Regions from separate parts of the Homo sapiens genome. Here region 2 is linked to region 1. The links are chromatin loops, found by intact Hi-C in ENCODE. Cell type or tissue: prostate gland. All regions are shown on one strand. Each heading gives the region's core, and the rest is flanking DNA. Links, peaks and the distances in the headings are about the cores only. Region 1 holds the start of HPSE2 (heparanase 2 (inactive)). Region 2 overlaps HPSE2 (heparanase 2 (inactive)).

Region 1 (11,851 bases), core at 4,248-9,247:
AGGAACATTTGCAATGGGCCTTCAAAAACTAGGTGAGATGGAATAAGCTCTGACTTAAGCCAAGAGAAATACATTCAATGCATATTCATATAGTAACTGAACAAAGGTACGGGGTTGAGATAATAAAGGTGCTTTAAGAAGACAGTGAACAATCAAGTAAGTTGGGCTGTAATAAAAGGTATATGGAAACACAGGGTAGTGAAAGTAAGCTGAGACTGAAATGTGAAAGGTTTTGAATGTCAGGTTGAGGAGTTTGAACATATTATGTAAGCAATCCAAAAATAACCATAGTTTTTTAGCAAAAGAGCAACATGATGAATATGACATTTTAGAAATATTAAGCTGGCTTTTGATGTACATTTAAAAAATGGTGTACATCTTCATTAAAGATGCAGTTATGGTCTTAAAAAAACATGCATACAAATAAATCACATTGAATACAATACAAAGAGGGGAAGACTGGAAAAAAATAAACTTAAGAACAGAAGAATAACCCAAGATTTCCTTGTTGAGAGCAGGTAAAGCATAACATTACATAGAACAAAAAGGAAGTTAGGCAACAGTAAGATTCCTTGGGTATAAAGAACAACTCTATTTTTACTTCTTCCATCATCACTATTTGTGTATATAATTCAAGGTGCCTAAGCATAGAGTAGAATAGTTAACTGCATTAAAGGAGTAACCAGTGAAGCTCCCAAAGTGATACATAAACAGTGGTTTTACAAAGTTAGAGAAAATACAGTTGCATTAATGTGCTCAGAAAGTATCTGGAAAACAGAAGACACATGAGTTGTTAATTGCATTATTAATTCATGGGAAAACAAGGGGAACAACAAAATCACATCGGGGCCAGGCACAGTGGCTCATGTCTGTAATCCCAGCACTTTGGGGAGGCTGAACTGGGCAGATCAGTTGAGGTCAGGAGTTCAAGACCAGCCTGGCCAACATGGTGAAATCCCATCTCTACTAAAAATACAAAAATTAGCGAGGCATGGTGACGCACACCTGTAATCCCAGCTACTGAAGAGGCTGAGGCACGAAAATCACTCTACCTGGGAGGTAGAGATTGCAGTAAATCAAGATAATGCCACTGCCCTCTAGCCTGGGCAAAAGAGGAGACTCCATATCGAAAAAAAAAAAAAAACTTATCAGGGTAGCAATATAAACGGATTAACCAGAAAAGTGGAAGCTTTTTGCTCAATGCTACAACTATCCATTCATTTTAACATTAGTACATAACAAAAGCCACCTTTGGTTCTCAACTCTGTTCCTTAAAGATAATTCTCCTTACATTCTCTCAATCCTCTCAGGTAATTCCATAAATCTACCTTCTGCCTTCTGTAAAAGCTTCAGTCTCATTAAATCTTACTCACTCCTTAATCCCACTTTAAAACATTAAATATATATTAGAAATTTGCTGAAGTTGCCTTTAATGAATGTAAGAATCCTTACCTTTCTTATAGTGTTGTGCAGTCAAAAAAATAACTTACAAACATTACCTCTTAGAACCTTCAGAGAAGCAAGGTACAGCAGGTAATCATCATCATCCACATGCTATAAACAGTAAGCCCTGGGCCACACATTCATAAGTCATAGGGCCAGGCATGCAGTGCAACCTTCCTAAGTCCAAATTCCATTTTCTCTTCACTGTATCATTCAGTTTCATAATGTGCCAGTAGGTATATCTTATTACTCAAAATGTATGTTGTTATTCTGTACTACGTCTAAGTAAATACATTTTTTAATAAGATGCCTTTATGCCCAAGTGCTTACTACAGGACCATTTCCTAAGAAGGCTTAATTACTTTAAGATGCTCATGATGATAACAGTTATCACTAGATGAAAAGGGACAACAGAAGCATAATGTTTTCAAAATTGCTGAGACTATACCAAGAACATTTTGCCTTGAATTCTGCAATGCAACATGCAACAACAAAGACAGTATGGGTAATTTAAGGATATGTGAGCTTCAAAGGGCAGAAATAGGACATTCTCATTCTCTTTAACTCTGCTAAAGCCTCAAATACTGATATAGTTCAGAGCATCTTATTACTAGGAAAACATAAATCAAAAGGAGTTCGGCTAGGAGCAATAAAACAGATTAGTGTCTGGAAGGACTGACTTTAAAGAAAGTTTTAAAAGAATTAGATCCAGGTAGTCTAGATAAAAAACAGCTATGAGGAAACATTTTTTTTTAAGCTAACACTCACACCAAAGGCAGAAATTATTTTGAAGATAGATGTCTAAAAAATGCAAACAGGAATAATTGTAAATCCTTATAAAGGGAAAATTCAGGAGAAATTTCCCAGCAAAAGCTTATGGGACAGAAGAACTCTCTCCCCTATGAGTGGTGAAAAACTACATTCCTAGAGATATTTAATGCCAGGTTGGACAAAACAAGAAAAGGATTCCATATGGAATGATCCTATACTGGCCCCTAACGTGATAGAGGACTGAAGGTAACCTCTTAGATCTTTTCCGTTTATGTTTTTTTTTTAATTTTATATAGTTTTACAGGGCACTGCCTTCTGCCAATTTCTTTTCTCCCCATGATGCCCACTTTCTCCTTTCACAAAGGGAAACAAATTGTAGCCTTCATTTTAAACAGATCTCATTGTTCTCAGTGTAACATAATCCTAGGTACAAAGTTGGGAGAAACAGACCAATTTCTAAACTTATAATGGTCCTTTCCTCCCTCCCTCACCCCCAGCAATTCCTGGGGCTCTTACAAGTTTTCCCACAAACTAAAGAGGAAGTAGTTCAAATGGATTGGAAGAAGAAAAACCATTAATATCAGAAAAACCATTAATATTCTCCCTTCTTATGTCTGATCACAGAGCTGACAGTGACCCTGGGAGCTATAAGGTTCTGGGTCAAATTACCATAGGAGGTGCTGTTAAAGACTATCTTTTACCTTTCAGCATTTATGCTGAGTGACAGCAAAAGTCTACTTGCAATCCATACTTTCATAGCAATGACTTTTATCTTTGAAAAGATATAGCCTTAAACACCTACATGCTTTGGCAAATGTTATAAAAGAGTAAGTCCTAGTCATGCTCCAAACTCAAGAAGCCTTAGCCTTGCCCTCTTTCTCTATTCTGGCACTTAAAAAAAAATGTTCCTCTGCCACCCTTGAAATACATTCCAATACCTCTCCAGAAGTACTTTTCAATGAAGGCCCAAGAAAATACAAGGGCATTTGCTCCTTTAGCTGATTTGTAAGGACAAGATATAACAAAATTCAGAAGGCTCTGAAAATCTGTCCCTGAGCCCTTTACATATAAAACTAGTTTACTTATAAGAAGGAACAGCAACGGGGATGATAGCCCTCCAAGAATGGACACTAATGCCTCTTCTATCCAATCTTAACAGTGTCAATAGCTCAAGAAACGCCAATACCCTCCATCGTGCCTCTTTGAAAGTACATCCCTCCACTTAAACAGGAAGTTCATAGATGTTAACACCTAACCTTCTAAACAAAAAATTTTCAATAGCATTTTCATTTTTTATCCCTAGTAAAAATGAGACCGTTCAAACCAAAAAAGATTGGCCTCTCAGATTGAAATAAGATTTCAAGTTTTCAAAGCCCTTCCAACACTTATCTAATCCCGTCAGGAAAGAAAGCTGGCATTTGTAATCCCATTTTAAAACAGAAAAAAAAAAATGCAACTCTGAGATTAGGCAATCTGAAGAAGAACTAACTGTGGAGATTTCCAAACCTTCCTCAACAAGGGACCAATTTAAAAGGGATTATTCCAGAAAACTTTAGAGTGGGTTTCAAAAACGGCTGAATTCCTTCTGTACCCTAATCACAGGAAGGCAAGAAATAAGAAAAACAGAAAGGCACTTTGCCTAGAATTTTAGCAATGAAATATGACTCTGACCTTTAATAATCTATGAACCTGGCTGAATTTTCTCAAAAAACCTGCTGCATCTACACCCCGCAGGAACAGCCTGTTAAGCAGTTTGGGCTACCAGCTCTCAGCCTCCAAGACAGCCGCCCAGCAAAAGGCCGGCAGCTGGGTGAGAACAACCTGGAGAACCCCCTTTGCGCAATGAGGTCAGGAGTTCCACACTGCAGTGTCTCCTCATCTGAAGCTTCCAACTTTTCATTTTCAGGCGAGGTGCAACCAGGCTCTCCAAATCTGCCCCAACGCGCGCGCGCGCATACACACACACACACACACACACACACACACACACACACACACGAACACACAGACACACGAACACACAGATACACAAACACAGCGGGTGCTTGCTTCCGCTCCCCAAATAAAGAATGGTAATCAAGTTTCTCACCATCCTCATAGTTTTTGAGATAGTAATCCGGGCCCGGGCCCCCGCGGCTTTTCGCCGGGTTCCTCAGGTTCTGGAACTGCAGGAAGTCGGTCCTTTTGCCCCCGAAGCGCAGAAAGGCGGGCGAAAGTCCCCGGGCCAGGGTCACCAAGCGCTTGGAGCTGCAGAGGAAGAGAATAAGAGAGGAAAGGTTCCCAGGACAGGACGAGAGCGCGTGGGGCACGGAGAAGGGCCCTCTTCCTACTCCCTGAGGGCGACCTGGCCGGGGCTAGAGGCTCTGTGCCTGCCCCAGCCGGCAGTCCACGCTGGCCCTTGGCCGCTGCCCTGCGCCCCAGCCCGCCCTCACCGCCCGGCTCTGGGGGCTGTGCCTCCCGCTTCCAGACGCCCGCAGCGGCCCCCTCCCGCAGACACCCAGATCCTGATCTCCTAAAGGCTACAGATAGTGTTTGTTCATAGAGTGTTTGTATGGGGTGGGTGTACGTGCTACGAGCACGGCGCTAAAGCGCAGTTGCCCGGCTTCTGCCACTGCCAGGAAAGCGCTCCGGGCGGAGACGCGCTAGGCGCGCCTACCTCTGGCTTCCGACCGTTGCCAAAAACTTGTATGCTGAAAGCCGGCATTGCCTCCGCAGCCCCAGGGGCCCCACAAACCTCCGTGCAGGAGGTGAAACCTGCCTTGTTTCTCTCAGACCAGGCCCGGCGCCTGAGCTTAAGTGGATTCCTACTTTCTTTCTTTTAATGTCCGAGTTGATTTTCCTTTTTCACTATATTGTAAAAACTGCATTGTTTCCCAAATCCCCGGACGGAGAGATCCCCAGGGTAAACCCTCGCCTTTCCAAGAACACTTCTCCACTCCCGCACCACCACCACCACCACCACACACACACACAGTAAAGGCAAAGTCTCTTTGGCCCCTGAAATAATTCCGCCTGATCTCAGGAAAGGTAACATCCTCCTCCCCACCCCACCCCCGAGTTAGGCTCCATCTTTCTTCTTTCCCACTTGGGGCCGTTTGGAACCGCTAGGGAAAATGAAGCTTGCCGAAATGTGGAACCTGCGCGTTATGGGATACTAAATGAGCACAAAACAATAGCATTTGCATCTATTTAAGGTCAGGATTTCCATCAATAGGTTTTTTAAAAGCCAAAGGCTGCTGCTTTGGGAAGGAGTAGAAAAGGAGCAATGCAGATACTGATAATGCAGAGGGGATCAGCTGTTGAGTTCCGGGTCTGTAAATTATTTTTTAACGCTTTACTGTTTCAGATTCTGAAAACCCAAATCCACATGGTGACGTTAAAGAGCATCATAAAGGAGGTGGATACGAGAAAGAAAAAACAGACTCTGCTTTTGGAGAGTTTTTTGAGAAGAGACGTGGCTACCCCAGGGTCTTGTAACCAGAATGGTCGTTTGGCAGAAGTCTCCGGGACCGCACTCCAGGACAGGCACAGTCAGGGCGTCGCGTGGGCCTACTGTGGCAAAGGAGACGTCCGCGCGAATCCGGTCCTGGGGAAAGGGCAGTTCCAACAACCTTTCATCCAGAAGCCTGCACAGCCAATGCGAATGCGCCCCGCCAGGACTTCTTCCCCGAAAATCTGCCTTCCAGACTCTTTTCTGAGGCAGGAAAGCATTAGGCGAACAGGCAGATTTTTTAAAAAAAGAAAGAAAGCTGGTGGGGGAAAGGGGGTCTGCGCAGCTGAAGGAGTTCAATGAAAGTGGGACAAGCGTTGCGGAAAACTCCGTTGCACCCTACATTCGGACGAGCTCATAGACGCGCTCTGCTGCACGAAAGAGCTTTCGAAGAGGAAGCTGGGCCGCGCGGAGCTGGCTGTTCCGCCCTCGCGGCAACCGCACCAACAGGAACCGAAACGGCCTCGGCAAGGGCAGCTACAGCCTCTCAGTCCTCCGGCTACCTTTCCTCCACGTGGAAGGAGCGCTCCACGTGGCGCCTCCCGCTACCTGCCGCGTCCGCAGACCCGACCCGGGCCAGGGGGACAACCCCAAGAGCTGAGAGGCGGGCGCACCTCAAGAAGCAAAACTCGAATTTCGCAAGGAGTGAAAAATACGAAGGACGCACAACGGACCTGGCCTCGGGGCAAAGTGGGACTGAGAGCGCTGAGGGCTCTTCGAGGGGAACCCACAGCTGAGGCTCCAACTTGTAGGGAATTTTTAAAAACTCAACACTTGGATTCGACATTGCAGAGGATTTATTTCTTATTTTACACTGCAACTCTGTCCCTGATGGGAAGGGATCGCAGTTGCCTAACTGCCAAACTGCAACAACCCGGGAAGAGTGTGAGCCCAATTAGATTACAAGCCCTAGAGCAAAGGGGATCACAAACCTCCGGGTTTGCTAATCTGCTGGTGCGGAGTTCAGATCTCCGAAGCCTCCCTGGAGTATTTCTAGGACTCTTACCGCTTCCCTTATAACGCTGTGACCCCAGCGAGGATTTTTTTTTTCCTTTAAAGAAAAGCTAAACTGTGCAGTTACCGCAGGAGATTTAAGGAGGAGGAACTGGCGGGGGGAGGGGGGCATTCCGTCTATAAAAAGCGCCTTACAAAGTCCTGAAGTCTGGAAATGACAGCGGAGGATATAAAATAAAAAATTTTAACTCCGATCCAACTTGCCCACCACTCAAGCCTCTGCTTAAATTCGTTTTCTGAGAGTGGGAGAGAACTGACGAAACGATCTTTCCGTGGAAAATTCCAGTTTCGTGCAATCCCGCTTGAACACTCACACACACACACTCTCCTGTCTCACATACACACACACACACACACACACACACATACCCATTCCTTTCAGCTCTTTGTTGTTTGAGACCTTTTCTTCGCTTTTGTAACTGCTCTGAACCTCTTGTTTCTTTTTCAGAAGTAGACGGGAAGGCTAATTGTGGATATATGTAAGCACAACATTTTTTCAGTCATAACTGATAAGTTTCTGAAATGCCTTCTGCATTGCAAACATGTGCATCTTAATAGAAAACATTGCTTTTCTCAATCACTAGTTACAGCCTCACAGCACACAATCCAGGAGAAGGAAAACCTCTTTTCTTCTCTTTGAGAGATCTGCTTGGCTTATTTTCTTCTTTCCCCTTTGGAATGGGGGATAGGAAGGGCTTGAGGGGGTGTTACTAAAAAATTTTAAATGATCCATCGAAACCCCTGCCTTACCTTAGGAAATCGAGCCAGCCATCATGAATGATGGACGGATCCAGCTGCAGAGAGAGGAAGTTCTCATTGACTGTCCTGACTGGGTTCTTGGTGCTCACATCAAGTAGAATCAGGGTCTTTTCCTTCAAACCTGCAGCTCTGTCTACAGGCAAGGGTCTCCTGTCTCCAGCCTGGGAGGAAAGGGAGAGATGGAGCAACAGAGCCAAGTAGAGAGCCCCCGGGGCTAGGCACGCGGGGGGGCGGGAGTTGCTGGAGGGCATGGCTTCAGGGAAGGCACAAAGCACCCTCATTCAATCCCTCTGATTTAAACCTCTCTTCCTACTGGGTCTCGCTAGTGACTAATTGTCCTTATCTAAAGTGTGTGTCTGTCCGCCTTTTTCCCCCCTTTTTTTCCCTTCCTCCCACCACCCCCCCAACACACACACACTCTCTCTCTCTCCCGCTCTCTCTCTCTCTCGCTCGCTCGCTCGCTCGTTTTGTTTTTTTCTTTTTTTTTTTTAATTTTTTTTAATTTTTTTTTTCAGTGTTTTGGTGCTGGTGGAGCGAACTCACGCCCCTAGCCAGCCTTCCCCGTGACTCTTGCCAAGAGAACTCGTACACCGGCACCGCCCCTTTAAGAGATTTCTACTGCAGACATTTTTTAACTTTTTAAAGGTAAGGGGAGGGGAGCAGGCGGGAAGGAGGAGAAAAGGGTGGCGTTGTACCCTCCTAATTTAACCCTCTAGGGTCAGGAAGCAGAGGGAGGAATCCAAACCATGCCGTTGTACCGTCTGGGTACAGAGCAAAGGGTCTCGTTTTTACGTCCTTCCCTGAGAGGCTCTGGAGGGCGGTTCAAGCTCCGACTCCGACCCGAAAGCCCCAGCGCCAACCCGGGACGCGCTGGGATAGAGTTCCCACCGACAGCACGCTTGTTTCTCCTGACAGCGTCAGGCACTTCGTCCGCTCAGGGCCCTTTTCTGGTTGAAGCAGCAATACCAAGGGCGGTTAAGTTGCAGAGGGGTCTTGAGGCGGTGATTCCTGTCAAAGCATAGAGCCCTGAAGGACATTCCCCGAAGAGGAGCCCTGATCTCTGTGACGCGTTGGATAGCCACACCGAAGCATCCTCTGACCTCCATAGGGCAAAGAGTAGCAAGAAGGAAAAACATAGTGACCTGGTCAAGCAGCTTTTCCGATCCGAGGGCCAAAAGGGACATGCGCCCTCGCTCTGCTCTGCTCTTCCCGCAACCGAGGAATAAGCGTCTTGGGAGCGTCAATACATGCTGGCTTTGGCCAAGTCGAAGCTACCTGAGCTGTGCTTGGATAGTCAGGGCGGCTCTGCGTCCAACTGTGCCACTTCTTGGCCACTCTATTCTGCTGCACAGGTAGAGTCCCCCCTCCAGACCCTCCTGGAGGTCAATCCTATACTTAGCCCTCCTGCAGGGAAGTGCGCCTTTACAGTGCCAGATGGGACCATAGTGACACTTTCGGGTTTCCATCTCGGCCCCCAGTCAAAACCAGAGTCACATAGCCCTGGATGGGGAATAACAGCCGGAAGCCGCTGTGATGCACGACCCGCCGCTGCTCATTGAGCTTCCACCCCACAACAGCTTGCAAATTGAACTCTAGGTCCTATCCTGAAGCGCGGGAAAGGGATCAGGCACAGTTTGCTGCAGTCACATTGCTGGGCCCCACTTTCGGCTTCTTTCTGAGACAAAATGGGACTTCTACTTGGCAGATGAAGGGAACTACTTTATGTAGTGCGGGCAGTCAGAAACGCAGAAGCGTCCAGGGCCCTCCTTGGTATCAAACAAGCAAAACCCTAAAATGCAGAGCAAGGGTTTTCCCCAGAAGTGGATGGACAAGGGTTAGTCTTAAAGCCCAGCAAACGCTGTAATAGCAACCTGTATCCTCTTACCTCCACCCAGACCAGGATTAACAAATCTGAAAACAGCTGGAATAGATGACCTTCAACTGAAGTTCCCTGAAAAGCCTCTACCAACCTAAGCACCCAGGAAATCGAGATTATGTTGCATTCATCTGTGAAGCGCCATGACGACCTTCTAGAAATAGGACTGCATAAGATGAGGATATGGGAGAAAGCAAATGCAAGTCATATTATTTAAAGATGATTTTTTTAAATCAAGCTGTTACATAGTGAAGTATTGGATGTTGGCTCCAGCCCTAAGGCCTGTTTCCTTCAGTTCCTGAACATTTCTAAGACATCTAGATCCTTTAAACTGTGTGTGTGTGTCTGTGTATGGGTGTGTGGTGTGACATAAATTTCAGTCGAAATTCTTGTAATTTTTAAGTATGTATTGAGCACCTCTTAGAGATGGCAACAGCCTGGCGGGCAAACACTTTTGCCTTTGTGTTCCCAGACTGGAGCACTTAGTAGGCACTCAATAAATTCTGTGAAGTAAATTAATGGTAAATCCAATCATGCTCAACACACTGAAATAATATGCCCCTCTCCAGAACAATGTGAAAAATAAATACTTTTATTTGTCATAGTAAATTATGTTTTGGGTCTCTGTTCAATAATTTGTTTTCCCAGTTATTAACATTTTCCTGGCCATCTCCTTCAAAAAATACTTAACGTGTAAAGCCATTAGTTCATTTGCTATACTAAGAATTTTTAAAATTATATATTTTTAACAATGAGCCAGATTTTCCAAGGGCCTAAAATACCCTTGGCTTACAAGTGAATGCACTTTTAGAAGCCATGTTAATTGGGACCAATGGAAGACAATTTGAATACGTATATCCACTAGATGTCTATAATTAATACCTTTCAAAAATACCTATTCTTGTGACCAAGAATGAACTTGAGTATAATGAGAATGCACATAATTATGAATTTTCACCATTTTTGCTTACTGACCTAACTACTCTATAATGGTTTATTGGCCTAACTAAGTAGTATTTAATGTTTTCATCAGAATCTGTATGTGGTATTAAAATCAAAACCAACAAAACAAAGTGCTTGTTTTCTTAATTCCTGATGAAAACCATTTCTCTAGTCTAGCCATTGAAATTCTAAGTCATTCTATAGAGGACATCAGGGGAAAGAAATAACTGATATTTAAGAGGTTAGCCCTCGTTGGTCTCTAAGATGATTTGATTGTTTGGTGCTTTGGTTTAGTTTGGGTTTAGATCTCCAGAGATACTCTGCAAATAGCTGCCACACATATACCATATCATGGTTTTTGTCTTGCCTCTTATCTATTAATATGCTGTAAGTAGTTCATTAGTAATCAGTATATTAGATTGATGTTTCTATCCTATCTTCTGTGTGCTAGGTGACAGCAATCTGCATCTCTGTTTTGTCTTAGATTGTAACTTCCTAGAAGACAAGTATTGGGCCTCTGTATAAAATATGAACTGTCAGGCCAGGCACAGTGGCTCACATCTGTAATCCCAGCACTTTGGGAGCCAAGGCAGGCGGATCACCTGAGGTAAGGAGTTCGAGACCAACCTGGCAACATGGTGAAACCCCGTCTCTACTAAAAATATAAAAATTAGCTGGGCATGGTGGTGGGCACTTGTAATCCCAGCTACTCAGGAAGCTGAGACAGAAGAATTGCTTGAACCTGGGAGGAGGAGGTTGCAGTGAGCCAAGATGGAGCCATTGCACTCCAGCCTGGGTGACAAGAGCAAGACTCTGTCTCAAAAAAATAAAAAGTAAAATTAAAATTAAAAAATAAAATATGAACTCTCAGGAACTAGATGCACTGATGTCTCCTTGGAAACGCTCTGCTTAGTGTCTACTGAATGGTCTTCATAGATAAATTGCTTTGATATCTAAGAGCCCAGGTTCCCAGAACTGTAAGAAAACGTGAAGATTAACTGATTCAGTGATTTCTAGACTTTGTTTTTTCAAAATAAATATTAGTTAATGGGGAGGAGTGGACATAATGTTTGTCAAGGTTTTTTTTTTTTTTTTTTTTTTTTTTTTTGAGACAGAGTCTCGCTCTGTCGCCCAGGTTGGAGTGCAGTGGCACGATCTCGGCTCACTGCAACCTCCACCTCCGGGGTTCAAGCAATTCTCCTGCCTCAGCCTCCCAAGTAGCTGGGACTACAGGCGCACATCGCCACGCGCAGCTAATTTTTTGTATTTTAGTAGAGACGGGGCTTCACCGTGTTGCCTAGGCTGGTCTCAAACTCTTGAGCTCAGGCAATCCACCCACCTCAGTCTCCCAAAGTGATGGAATTACAGGCATGAGCCACCACGCCCAGCCCCGTTTGTCAACTTTTTATATTATCTAGTAAGGACCTTAATAAAAACTGTCAACTACTTATCTCTATTACTTTCCAAAAGAAAGGAAAATTTTAACATCTGAACAAAAGCTAAAATGACATGTCAAAATAAAGAGCAGTTGTTTAAACTGAGTAAATTTAGCTTTA
Region 2 (11,851 bases), core at 2,915-7,914, 280 kb before region 1:
TTTATGTCAAGTTGAAACTTTAAAAATATCAAGTTTTCTTTATTAAGTTAGGAAACAAAACTCTTGAGAATCTTCAGGAACAGCTGATTCCATCCTAGTGTTTTTATTTTTTCTTTATATGGTATCCAGGTGCAGTTTAACTGGTTCTTCTTCTTTTAGTCTCTCACGTTGAGCTTCTCCATAGAGCATGATACAGCGTGGTAGCTTGCTTCATCAGAACAAGCAAGCAAGAAGGCAAAGAAGAGTGCCAGCAAGAAAGAGAAAGTCCTAGTAAGGTTAAAGTCCTAGTCTTTTGTAGCCTATATGAAGTGATAACCCGTATGTTTTGCCACATTCTGTTCTTAAGAAGCAAGTCACTAGATCCAGCCCACCCACACACAAGGATTACCCAAAGGCATAAATACCCAGGAGTAGGGATTAGTGGCAGTCATATTACAACCTGCCTGACACACTAGTGGTACTTGAAATATTAATAATAATGTATTTCACAATCCAAGTGTTAGAGTCATTGAAATACATTAGAAGGTACCCAGTAAATGTTTGTTGAATGATTAAAATGAATGGAAAAAATGATGCTATCCTTTTTGAAAAAATCAATTATAGTTTTCCTGCTATGTTCTCAATATTTCCTAATGTCTCTGACCATCTCTGTGGCTGCACCAACTTCTTTCATGCTGATTTTCTTAAAGTCAGGAACACAGAAACAATATAATTAATCTGGCATTTAATTTTGGTATTATGGTGATGGCGGAACACACCAGCACCTTTTACTTCAGTGCAATATTGACATATGTTCACTCAATAAACAAATCAGCATTCCCATCTCAAATAACTCATTCAAGAGGATAGGCAACTCAAATGTTAAACTATGAGTTGACAACATGCTACCTTTTCCAAAAACCATATAATGCCATTGTGATGCTTAGTTTCTTGAGAAGTAGCAAGACTCATCCACCCCATCTTTACTTGTTCTAACTATTGGTACCACTGTTTACACATGTACTGACCTCTGTCTGGCTTTCTGTGCCACTTTATGTCAGAGACTGTAATAAAAGAAAGTTCACGAGATGACAATCCAAGATAGGCCTGTAAGTACAAGTGACAAAAAAAAGTGGTGGTCAGCCCCTTTCTCATACTACTAGTTTAACTAGACAAGGTAGAGGGGCACAAGATGAGGAAGAAGATGAAAGAGCCATTTTAATAGCATGAGGAGATAATCACTGGCCCCTTTTCTTTTTTAAACCAAAAAGCACACTGTCAACTCTGGATGACAACAGTAAGACTAAAGAAATGCCGCAGACTTGTCTCCAACTAATAATAGAAGCAAAAGTATTTTTATCTTAGTTGGTACCATTAAGATGCCCTGATCATTCTTACAGAGCTGTTTTATTTTGTTTTTACAAGAAAATATACTGTCTTCATGAAGAAATGACAGTCAGCATGTGTGATACGTGGAGCCTCTGCACTAGATGTTCTTCCAAGGAAGTGTCCCTCCTTTGCATGCAAGAAAAGGGTCTGCTTTGGAGAAGCACCAGGGAAGTGACAAAAAAATAATACATGAGGTATAATATTTGGCCACATTGTGCACAGGGCCAGGAAGAAGGATGCAAAAAAGCCTAGTGTAGTTGACTTCAAAAAGATTTAGGAAGGCAGATAAACTACGTGTGCAGGAAAATGTGACAGTGGCTTTACTGGAAAATGGGAATTCTGAAGATGTTTAAAAGACTTGGTGTCTATGAGGATCTCTTAATCTCATAGGAATCCTGCATGCCATTTTTCATACTCATAAGCTCCCCAAAGGCAGAAACAGACCATTATCTCCCTTCATATTTCCAAGGATAGTGCCCTTTACAGGAGATGCTTACTAAATAATAATAAAGCTAACATTTATTCACTGCTCAGCCAGATTCTCTACTACAAGCTTAACAGATTATCCAACTAAATTCCCCCAGCCCTTTGAATAGGTATTACCATAAACCCCATCTTATAGATGAGGAAATGAAAGTTTAGGAGGTAATGTGACTTGCCTAAGTTCTTACAACTATATTGTGGAGCCAAGATTCAAGCCCAGGTAGCTGATTCCAAAGCCTTAACCACTTTTAACCCTATACCAAATGATGGCAGATTTGAATTGCTGTTCTTAGGTATACAAGTGGATCATGAGTGACCCCTTTCTGATTCTATTTCATAGGATTTTGTTTTTCACTTGTCATGGTCAGAAAAGAATAATCTACTGCCAGAGGTAAACTCCTTTTCACAAGTGAGGTGCTAAGCAGGTCACCTGTTTTTCCCGTGGCTCTGCCACTCCAGTGTGTGTAAAGAGGGTGTCAAGAAAATGTAAGACCATTGAGGAAGGATTCCCCGCTCAAAAGAATTTGTTTGTGTGTGTGTGTGTGTGTGTGTGTGTGTGTGTGTGTGTGTGTGTCAGGGTGGGTATAGTAGGGCAAAATGGGCAAGGGTTTGGAAGGTGGAAAGGAGTGGAAGGTGGGCTGCAAAAATGTCATTTTAAAACGGTAAATCCTTTCTTCCCCAAGTAAGACTTATCAGTCATTCACAACTCAATGTGAATTACTTTGATCAGTTTGCTTTTCTCTTAGAAACTAAAAGAATTCCTGTTGCTCTGGCCAAAGAAAATGACCAGCCACTGAGGACAAAAACATTGTATTAGTCTAGTCAGCTTGGGCTGCCATAACAAAATACCATATAATAAGTGGTTTAAACAACAGAAATTATTTTCTCACAATTCTGGAGGCTGGAAGTCCAAGACCAGGGTGCTAGTATGGTAGGGTTCTGGTGAGGGCTCTTTTCCTGATTTGCAGATGGCTACCTTCTTGCTGTGTCCTCACATGGCCTTCCCTTGGTGCATGTGCATGATCTCTCTTCTTCTTATAAGGCCACCAATCCTATTGGAATAGGACCCTACCCTGATAACCTAATTGAACCTTAATTACCTCCTAAAATCTCTGTCTCCAAATATAGTCCACATTGGGAGTTAGGGCTTCAATATACGAAATTAGGGAAGGTGGGGGAAGCAATTCAGTCCAAAGCAGTAGTGGTAGTAAGCTCTGACAAAGAATGATGACTGTGACACCCAACACACACTTTCTCTCCCCCACGACTTCTGCCAGGGCCTGGAATGAGTCCTTGAGACTGTTGCATAGTTGAAAAAAGATGCTGAAGGCTCCTGGTGGACAAGGGGAATATGTCTTAAACAAGAGAGCTGGGCTTCCTTCTGGTAGCAGGGTAAACCTGGCAACTCTAAGATGTTCCATAAAAGGCTCCAGCTGTAAGATTTCCGTGAGAGCTGTAAGTCATTTGGTGTTCTCCTCGGTGCAGGGGTCTTGGGATAGGATTCTTCCCACATGACTAGAACCTTGCTGACTTGGCCTTATCCCACACTGCACATGTCTAATCCAGTTCTGCCACTGTGACTACGACCCTTTGGCCTTATCAATGCCAGCTTACCTCACCATGTTTCTATCTAATACAGCAAGGACCTGGGCAGACTCAGCCATCTCACCACATCAAACTCTGCTCACGCTGCCTAGGTCTGGTCCCTTCTACCCCCGATCTAGGTCTGTGTTCTGTAGTATCCTGTATTATCTATCTAGCCCTGCTTGAGGGCTGTGGGCTCACTAGGTTCAGAGTACACGCTCCACATTGACGGAGTGGAAGGAGGAACTGTTTTGGAGCTTGAGGATTTGGGGAAGATGGTTAAGACATATTTGTATGCTACGTGGCAACTAGAGAGTGAAAAAAACAGGCATCATGGGGATGGTATAATATGGCCATATAGCAGGGAAACTGGTTAAAAACACAGGCTTTAGAGCTCAATAAACCTAGGTCTTCACCTCGGCTCTGCCTTTTGGTGACTACGCAACATTGAATACTCTATTCAACTCCTCTAAGCCTCAGCTTCTTCATCTTTAAACTGGAAATAACACCTCCAAATTCATGTTTTTGCCAGGATTGAAAAGGTACCATAATCAAAATGCTGATTATACTACCAAATCTATAATAAGCATTCAATAAATAGTAGTTATTACTATTGAGAAGAAATATGAACTGGGAAGAAAAGAGCACTAAGTTGGCCGGATGCGGTGGCTCACGCCTGTAATCCCAGCACTTTGGGAGGCCGAGGCAGGTGGATCACAAGGTCAGGAGTTCGAGACCAGCCTGGCCAATATGGTAAAACCCCATTTCTACTTAAAAAATATACAAAAATTAGCTGGGTGTGGTGGCGTATGCCTGTAGTCCCAGCTACTCAGGAGGCTGAGGCAGGAGATCACTTGAACCCGGGAGGCAGAGGTTGCAGTGAGCAGAGATCGCACCACTGTACTCCAGCCTAGGCGAGAGAGTGAGACTCCATCTCAAAAAAAAGAAACAAAGGAAAAAAAAAGAGCACTAAGTTTGGGGAAGGCTGTAAGCAGGAAAGTGAGGGGAAGTCCTAAAAATCCTCATTCCCTTTTCCATTCTATTGGGAGCCCTAGGACACTGAACGTGTCACTAAAAATCTTCCTGATTAAATTAACACTTGTGAGAGTTAACACATTAAGAATATTTAAGTTAATGAATGTTCCTTAGTTTTCCATTACTTTCAAAGTACTCTAAATCAGCATTTCTTATATCACCAGTGGTTGCCTCTGAATCATTTTTAATGTGTTTTTCTTTGTGGGGTCAAAAGAGATGGCAAGTTGAACACCTTTCGGCATCACGTAGCCACTGGGATCCTGAAAGCACTAACCTTACCCCATTGATCACTTTAGGAAGAAATAAATTGAATGAAAAAATTCCATTTGATTTGAGGCAACAGTCATAAACATAAGGTCAGTACAATATAAACTCCGCATTTTCCACCTTGTTTCGTTTCATTATATATATAGCTTAGGTTATGTGATAGTGAAACTACCAATAACCCAATTTGATTGGTGTACATGCTTAGAGATGACAGTGGATGTCTCCCAAAAAAACACTTAGAAGTGAAAGTTGAGTATTCAATACTCAGTGGATCTAAGCATCAATTTTATATATATATATACATATTTATATATATATATACATATTTATTTATATATAACTCTAAGGCTAGAAAGACCTATTTATATATATTACTCTATCCAAAAGAATGGTGATTCACTGGTCAGCCATGGAACAGAATCATAGAGACAAATGCTGATATAAGTGGAAGGAATTTTAACCTATGGATTTCATTCACTCAGCAATTTGTTATTAGACAACCTACAGAATAGGAGAAATTTTTTGCAATCTATCCATCTGAGAAAGGTCTAATATCTAGAATCTACAAGAAACTTGAACAAATTTACAAGAGAAAAACAAACAACCACATTAAAAAGTGAGCAAAGGACGTGAACAGATATTTCCCAAAAGTAGCCATTTATGTGGACAAACATATTTTTTTAAAAAGCTCAAAATCAGTGATCATTAGAGAAATGCAAATCAAAACCACAATGAGATACCATTGCATGCCAGTCAGAATGGTGATTATTAGAAAGTTAAGAAACAACAGATGCTGGTGAGGCTGTGGAGAAACAGGAATGGTTTTACACTGTTTGTAGGAATATAAATTAGTTCAACCATTGTGGAAGACAGTGGCGATTCTTCAAAGACCTAGAATCAGAAATACCATTTGACCCAGCAATCCCATTACTAGGTATATACCCAAAAGAATATAAATCATTCTATTATAAAGATACATGCACATGTATGTTCACTGCAGCACTATTCACAATAGCAAAGACATCGAATCAACCCAAATGCCCATCAATCATAGACTGCATAAAGAAAATGTGGTACATATATACCATGGAATACTATGCAGCCATAAAAAGAAATGAGATTATGTCCTTTGCAGGGACATGGATGGAGCTGGAAGCCATTATCCTCAGCACACTGATGCAGGAACAGAAAACCAAACACTGCATGTTCTCACTTATAAGTGGGAGCTGAACAACAAGAACACATGGACACAGGGAGGGGAACAACACACACCAGGGCCTCTCAGGAGTGAAGGGGAGGGAGAGCATCAGGATAAACAGTTGATGAATGTGGGCTTATTACCTAGGCAATGGGTTGATAGGTACAGCAAACCACCATGGCACACGTTTACCCATGTAACAAACTTGAACATCCTGCACATGTATCCCAGAACTTAAATTAAATTTTAAAAAAACAAAAACAAAAAGTAATTTGTTATTGAGTACCTATTAGACATTGTTTTCTCTCTGAAGACAACACAGTAAACAAGGAAGATGAGGACTCTTCCCACAAAGCTTATATTTAAAGCAGGAAGGACAAACAATAAAAAAAAGAAAATAATGAGAATTTCCAGTCATTAAACAAGCCATGAAGAAGACAAACCAGAGAATAATGGTATGATAGAGCATGGTGTGTTCAGGCAGGAAACATGATATGTTAAATTGGTTTGGAATAAGTTTGGCTGCATATACAAACTAACCTAAAATAACAGTGGATTAAGTAAGATAAAACTTATTTCTCTCTCATTTAAAAGAAGCATAGAGGTAGATAGCTCGGGGCTATTGTAGAGCCTCACAAATTCATCAGAGACTCAGGCTTTCCAAATCTCTACCATACCTAGTGAATACCCTTTCTCCCATGGTCTAAGATGGCTACTAGAGCTCAGCCACCACATTAGGTATTCCAGGGAACACAACAGATAGAGAAGAGGAGAAAGAAGAATACACTTCTTTCCTTTTACAGTTCCTTTCAAAGTACCACAGTACAATTTGGTTTACATTTCATTAGCCAGAACTTAGTCACAGGGCCACACTCAGCTGCAAGGGACGTTGGAAAATATAGTTGCTCAGCTGTGTGGCAATGTGCCTAACAAAGAAAGGAAGGCCTCTCTGAGGAGTCATATGACCTGAAGCCTCAACGATGAAAAGGTAGCCATGAAAGGATCTGGAGACGAAAGGTTTCAAAGAGGAGAACAAGTGCAAAATCCCTGAAGTGGGAAAGAACTCTGTATACCTTAGGAATCACAAGAAAGCCAGGGCACTGGTACAAATTGAATGAGAGAGTGTGCAGGAAAACAGTCTGTTGCATTCCAAGAGTGATGCCATATTGAAGTGAAACCACCATGATGACTAATGTTGCATACCAACATGTTCTGCAGCAAAGTCTTTGAACAATACTTGTAGCATAGATAATTCCCCCATAAAGATGCTTATCTAACCTCCCCAGTGGTCGCAAGTTTGGCAAGAAAGTCTGAGGTATGACCAGCTGCACATGTCTTTACACTAAAAGCATGCTATATGAAGGATACTTTCTAGAGGGCAGGTGTGAGGATCCACTATCTAGCAGCTACCCAAGAAATGGCACCTCTTTGTAAGTCCCTATTAAATGTTTCTTTCTGAGAAACTGGCTTTGTCAGCCTCTTTCTCTGGCCTCTCAGCTCCCTCGGCCTTCAGGGGTAGCTTTGCATAGACCTGCTCACTGTTCTCACTGCAGAACAGAGTGCTACAGCATGAAGTCAGAAGACTGGCATATTAGACTTAATAATAAGTCATGGTAATAAGTTTAGATTGGAGTATTTCCAGTCCCCTTGAAAGGGCCATGCCCATTATGATAGGAAGGGTAAGGCTGCCTTAGCCTGAGCCATCAAACATCCAATTTATCTAAGTCTTCTTGTTGTAAATGCATGCCCACACAGCAGTCTTCTGATTCCATAGCTCTATTAATAACGTGGCTCTGGTTCTTGAGTCTCACTCTCTCTCTCCCGACTTCCTTAGCAGCTTTTCCCAATTGTGACTTTGGAGTGCTTGGGCTTTAACAAGATCATGTAGGCATGCCATGAACAGAGATACAATTCAAGGTAGTTAAATCTTAAATTCCCTCAAAATAAACACATCAGTCAAGTAATATAAGATTTCATTCTTGGCTTCCAAGAAAAATATCCAGAAAAGGCTCTCTTAACCTTCGTTTGCAATAAAATAAACAGCTCAACAGTTTCCCTTCGGATTCGCCCAGATTTCATACAGGGGTTTGTGGGGAGTGTTCACATCTGCAGAGAGAAGAAAGGGAACAGCTGGAGAGGTTGTCTCTTCTTCCAGCATTTGCTCTCTGTAAACTCTGATAATCTGAGTCACTGATCTTCCAGAAAGTTCAGCTGTTTAAAGATGGATCTAAATTCCCAAGAGATTAGTAGGATTGTGAACAAAATAATGCCCTATAAGGCTAGTGTCTCAGAGGGTTTTCTTTGTCTATGTCACTCACTGCACACTCAAATGCACACACATATATTTACACATACACATATTTGTATACATATACAACAGCTAAAGCAGGCCAAGTAATTTGCATATGAAACAATTTTAATACATGTGCAGAACCTGGCAGGTTAAAGACCAAGTTAAAGTCAAGGATTAGTCAAACAGATAACAAGGTTAAAAAAAAATGCAAGGAAGAGGTCACACAGAGAACTGTGGAACAAAGGAGACTCTAATGCAACAGGAAAAGTTGAACTTTGATTAAATGAATAAATAATGATAATGATTATTATGCATGCTATCTATTATTGAGCATTTACTACATGCTAAACAATTAGCACATATTAAATGAAATAAGGCTTATCTCATTTAATAAAAATAACCTTAAGAGACAGGCAGTATTATTATAACTGCTTTATAGTTAAAGAAACTATAGATTCTTTAACTAAAGATTAAATTTCTTGCCAAGACCTGAGAAACAGTAAGTGACTGAGCTGAACTCTAGTCAGATCTGCCTAACTAAACCCTGTGCTCTAACAGCTTCTTATGCTTATATGATACTTATATGCCACATGGGGTAGGAAGGACAATGAAAAATGTAAACTTAAGCTACATTAATATTAAAAGTTTATAGTATTTCTACTGGATTAAATTCCTATTATACCTCACCTGAAGCATAATATCAAATTAGGAACCAAATTTAACAACACAGACTTTTAGAGTTAGAAAGTACTGGCTCCAACCACTGCTAGCTATGTGACCCTGGCTAGTTCCATAAGAGCCTCAATTTCTCCATCTGAAGTGGGAAAAATATCTATTTTAAAGAGTTGATGTTAAGAGCAGAGATAATGTATATGAAGTCAAAACCAATGTTTAGCATGTAGTAAGCATAGAAGGCACTACAAATATGAAAGGCAATATATTTACTATTATTCCAAGAAGAAGGTGACTAGGACATAGATCATGTTTTATAAACATTAGCATGAGATGTAAATTCATATTTTCTAATGGAGTGCTTTCATTATTACTTTGCATTCTGCTACAAATTACAATTCTTAACATTCCTAAAGCTGGGCTCTTCTGAGGCAAACAAAATAGATTCTATAAACCTAATAATTTCACATTCCCCACAGAACAGAAAAGGATTCTCTCCAGTTTCTTGTCAAAACTATCTCTGGAAAAAAAAAAAAAAAAAAAAAGGCCAGTGGATAGGAGGCCCAGTGGCTGCTGATGTCCTGCCAAATCCAAACACCCATATATCTTCAAAGGTCTAGCTCATAAATAAATAACACTTTCTGTCTTGACTGACAGCATTTATCTTGGATTTTAAAGCATCAAAGCACTGTTTGTGCCCAAAACGTTTTGTGAAATGATACTAATGTGTTCAATGATCTACATTTGAGAGGCTGTATTTCTGAAGCTGATAAACTCCAGCAAAATCTCCCTAGTGAAGTCTATTTCCAGTACATAAACTTCATCTGCATTTGAAAAGGCATCCATTATTCACATCTGCGGAGGCATTTATAGTTTAAAGCAGACACATGGTCAGATTGGGGGTGGAGGCCTTCATCTATGTAGAGACAACTAGAAAGAAGGCATTAGAAATGTGGGAAAGCTGACACTAAGCTCATTTTTACATCTAGACCCAAGATGAATTCTAGGGGCAGAAAAATAAAGCTATGAAATAAGAGCAAGTATCCCTCCTCCTCTTCTTTCTCCTTTTTCTATTGCTACCATAGAAGCCAATATGCTTCTGCAAAGTTTTTTCCCCCCACAGGAATATCCTTGCCTCAGATTCTGCCAGTCAAAAGCCTCAGACACCACTTCTTCCATAAACTTTGCCTCTTTCCTTCCTGCTGAGATTATATCCATCAAACCTAAAATCTGGACTGTTGATTCACCAAAATACTTCCAAGGAAGTGAGACTGGTACCACAAGTGGTTAAGGGATGCCATGAAATAACATTGAATCACATAGGAGAAAGTTATTCTATTTTCATTGCTTTTTCTGAATTTCTGATTTGTTAAGAAGCATGTCTCACTGCCATGCTAGTATGTCATTAGCACCTCTCCCACAGTTGTTAAGAGTTCTTGTTACAAAGACTCAGTTTCAAAGCCAAGGAACAGGCAATACTACCTAGATAGAATTTAATAACACCATTTTGTTTATACTGTCTTTATTTTTAGTTACGGTCTATTTATGGCAACTGAATTGTTTTTCCATTTATAGTAGTAAAATAAAGTTTACTTTCTAAATTCATTTATTTACATTATTCGAGTTAAAAAGATTAATCAAGAATAAAATTGTATGCAGATAAAAAATTATGAAAAGGGGCTGAGAATGAGTAAATGTGGGAGATACTAATTATTATACAACCTGAAAACGGAAGTTTAAACTGTATCCCCCTACTACCCCAAGGCAGAGCTAATCTATCCCTCCTCTATAATTCCACAGCCTTGTTTGTATATCTAATACAACATGAGTTCATCTTCTTTGAATTACAGTTAACTATGTACATTTCTTTTTTTTTTTTTTTTTTTGTTTTATTTTTTTTATTTTATTTTTTTTTTTATTATACTCTAAGTTTTAGGGTACATGTGCATATTGTGCAGGTTAGTTACATATGTATACATGTGCCATGCTGGTGCGCTGCACCCACTAATGAGTCCTCTAGCATTAGGTATATATCTCCCAATGCTATCCCTCCCCCCTCCCCCGACCCCACCACAGTCCCCAGAGTGTGATATTCCCCTTCCTGTGTCCATGTGATCTCATTGTTCAATTCCCACCTATGAGTGAGAATATGCGGTGTTTGGTTTTTTGTTCTTGCGATAGTTTACTGAGAATGATGGTTTCCAATTTCATCCATGTCCCTACAAAGGATATGAACTCATCATTTTTTATGGCTGCATAGTATTCCATGGTGTATATGTGCCACATTTTCTTAATCCAGTCTATCATTGTTGGACATTTGGGTTGGTTCCAAGTCTTTGCTATTGTGAATAGTGCCGCAATAAACATACGTGTGCATGTGTCTTTATAGCAGCATGATTTATAGTCATTTGGGTATATACCCAGTAATGGGATGGCTGGGTCAAATGGTATTTCTAGTTCTAGATCCCTGAGGAATCGCCACACTGACTTCCACAATGGTTGAACTAGTTGACAGTCCCACCAACAGTGTAAAAGTGTTCCTATTTCTCCACATCCTCTCCAGCACCTGTTGTTTCCTGACTTTTTAATGATTGCCATTCTAACTGGTGTGAGATGATATCTCACAGTGGTTTTGATTTGCATTTCTCTGATGGCCAGTGATGATGAGCATTTCTTCATGTGTTTTTTGGCTGCATAAATGTCTTCTTTTGAGAAGTGTCTGTTCATGTCCTTCGCCCACTTTTTGATGGAGTTGTTTGTTTTTTTCTTGTAAATTTGTTTGAGTTCATTGTAGATTCTGGATATTAGCCCTTTGTCAGATGAGTAGGTTGCGAAAATTTTCTCCCATGTTGTAGGTTGCCTGTTCACTCTGATGGTAGTTTCTTTTGCTGTGCAGAAGCTCTTTAGTTTAATTAGATCCCATTTGTCAATTTTGGCTTTTGTTGCCATTG

Evidence for each region. Hi-C counts contacts between places; a loop is a spot of excess contacts. Peaks named below come from ENCODE experiments on the same cell type or tissue, not always from the same donor. Only the 100,000 strongest peaks of a DNase experiment are listed, where the experiment ranks them.
Region 2: a loop joins it to region 1, with 2.9 times the contacts of the local background. A loop is called at or near these places in 2 of 110 quality-filtered maps.

Annotation. Positions count from the first base shown.
Region 1 is chr10:99,228,045-99,239,895 of GRCh38, forward strand. It overlaps HPSE2 (heparanase 2 (inactive)), which reads right to left and starts at 7,808. Exons shown (of 12, transcript NM_021828.5): 1 at 7,469-7,808; 2 at 4,304-4,461. The coding sequence starts at 7,758. RefSeq lists a silencer at 6,118-6,237 and enhancers at 8,385-8,885, 8,886-9,386. In prostate gland, for the core only: no CTCF peak of the experiment used is centred there; DNase peaks (open chromatin) are centred at 4,870 and 6,157; H3K4me3 peaks cover 3,582 bases; H3K27ac peaks cover 1,282 bases; H3K27me3 peaks cover 2,877 bases.
Region 2 is chr10:98,949,935-98,961,785 of GRCh38, forward strand. All of the region lies in intron 3 of HPSE2 (heparanase 2 (inactive)), which reads right to left. Among named protein-coding and RNA genes, the nearest start is that of MIR6507, 31 kb to the left of the region's middle. In prostate gland, for the core only: no CTCF peak of the experiment used is centred there; no DNase peak of the experiment used is centred there.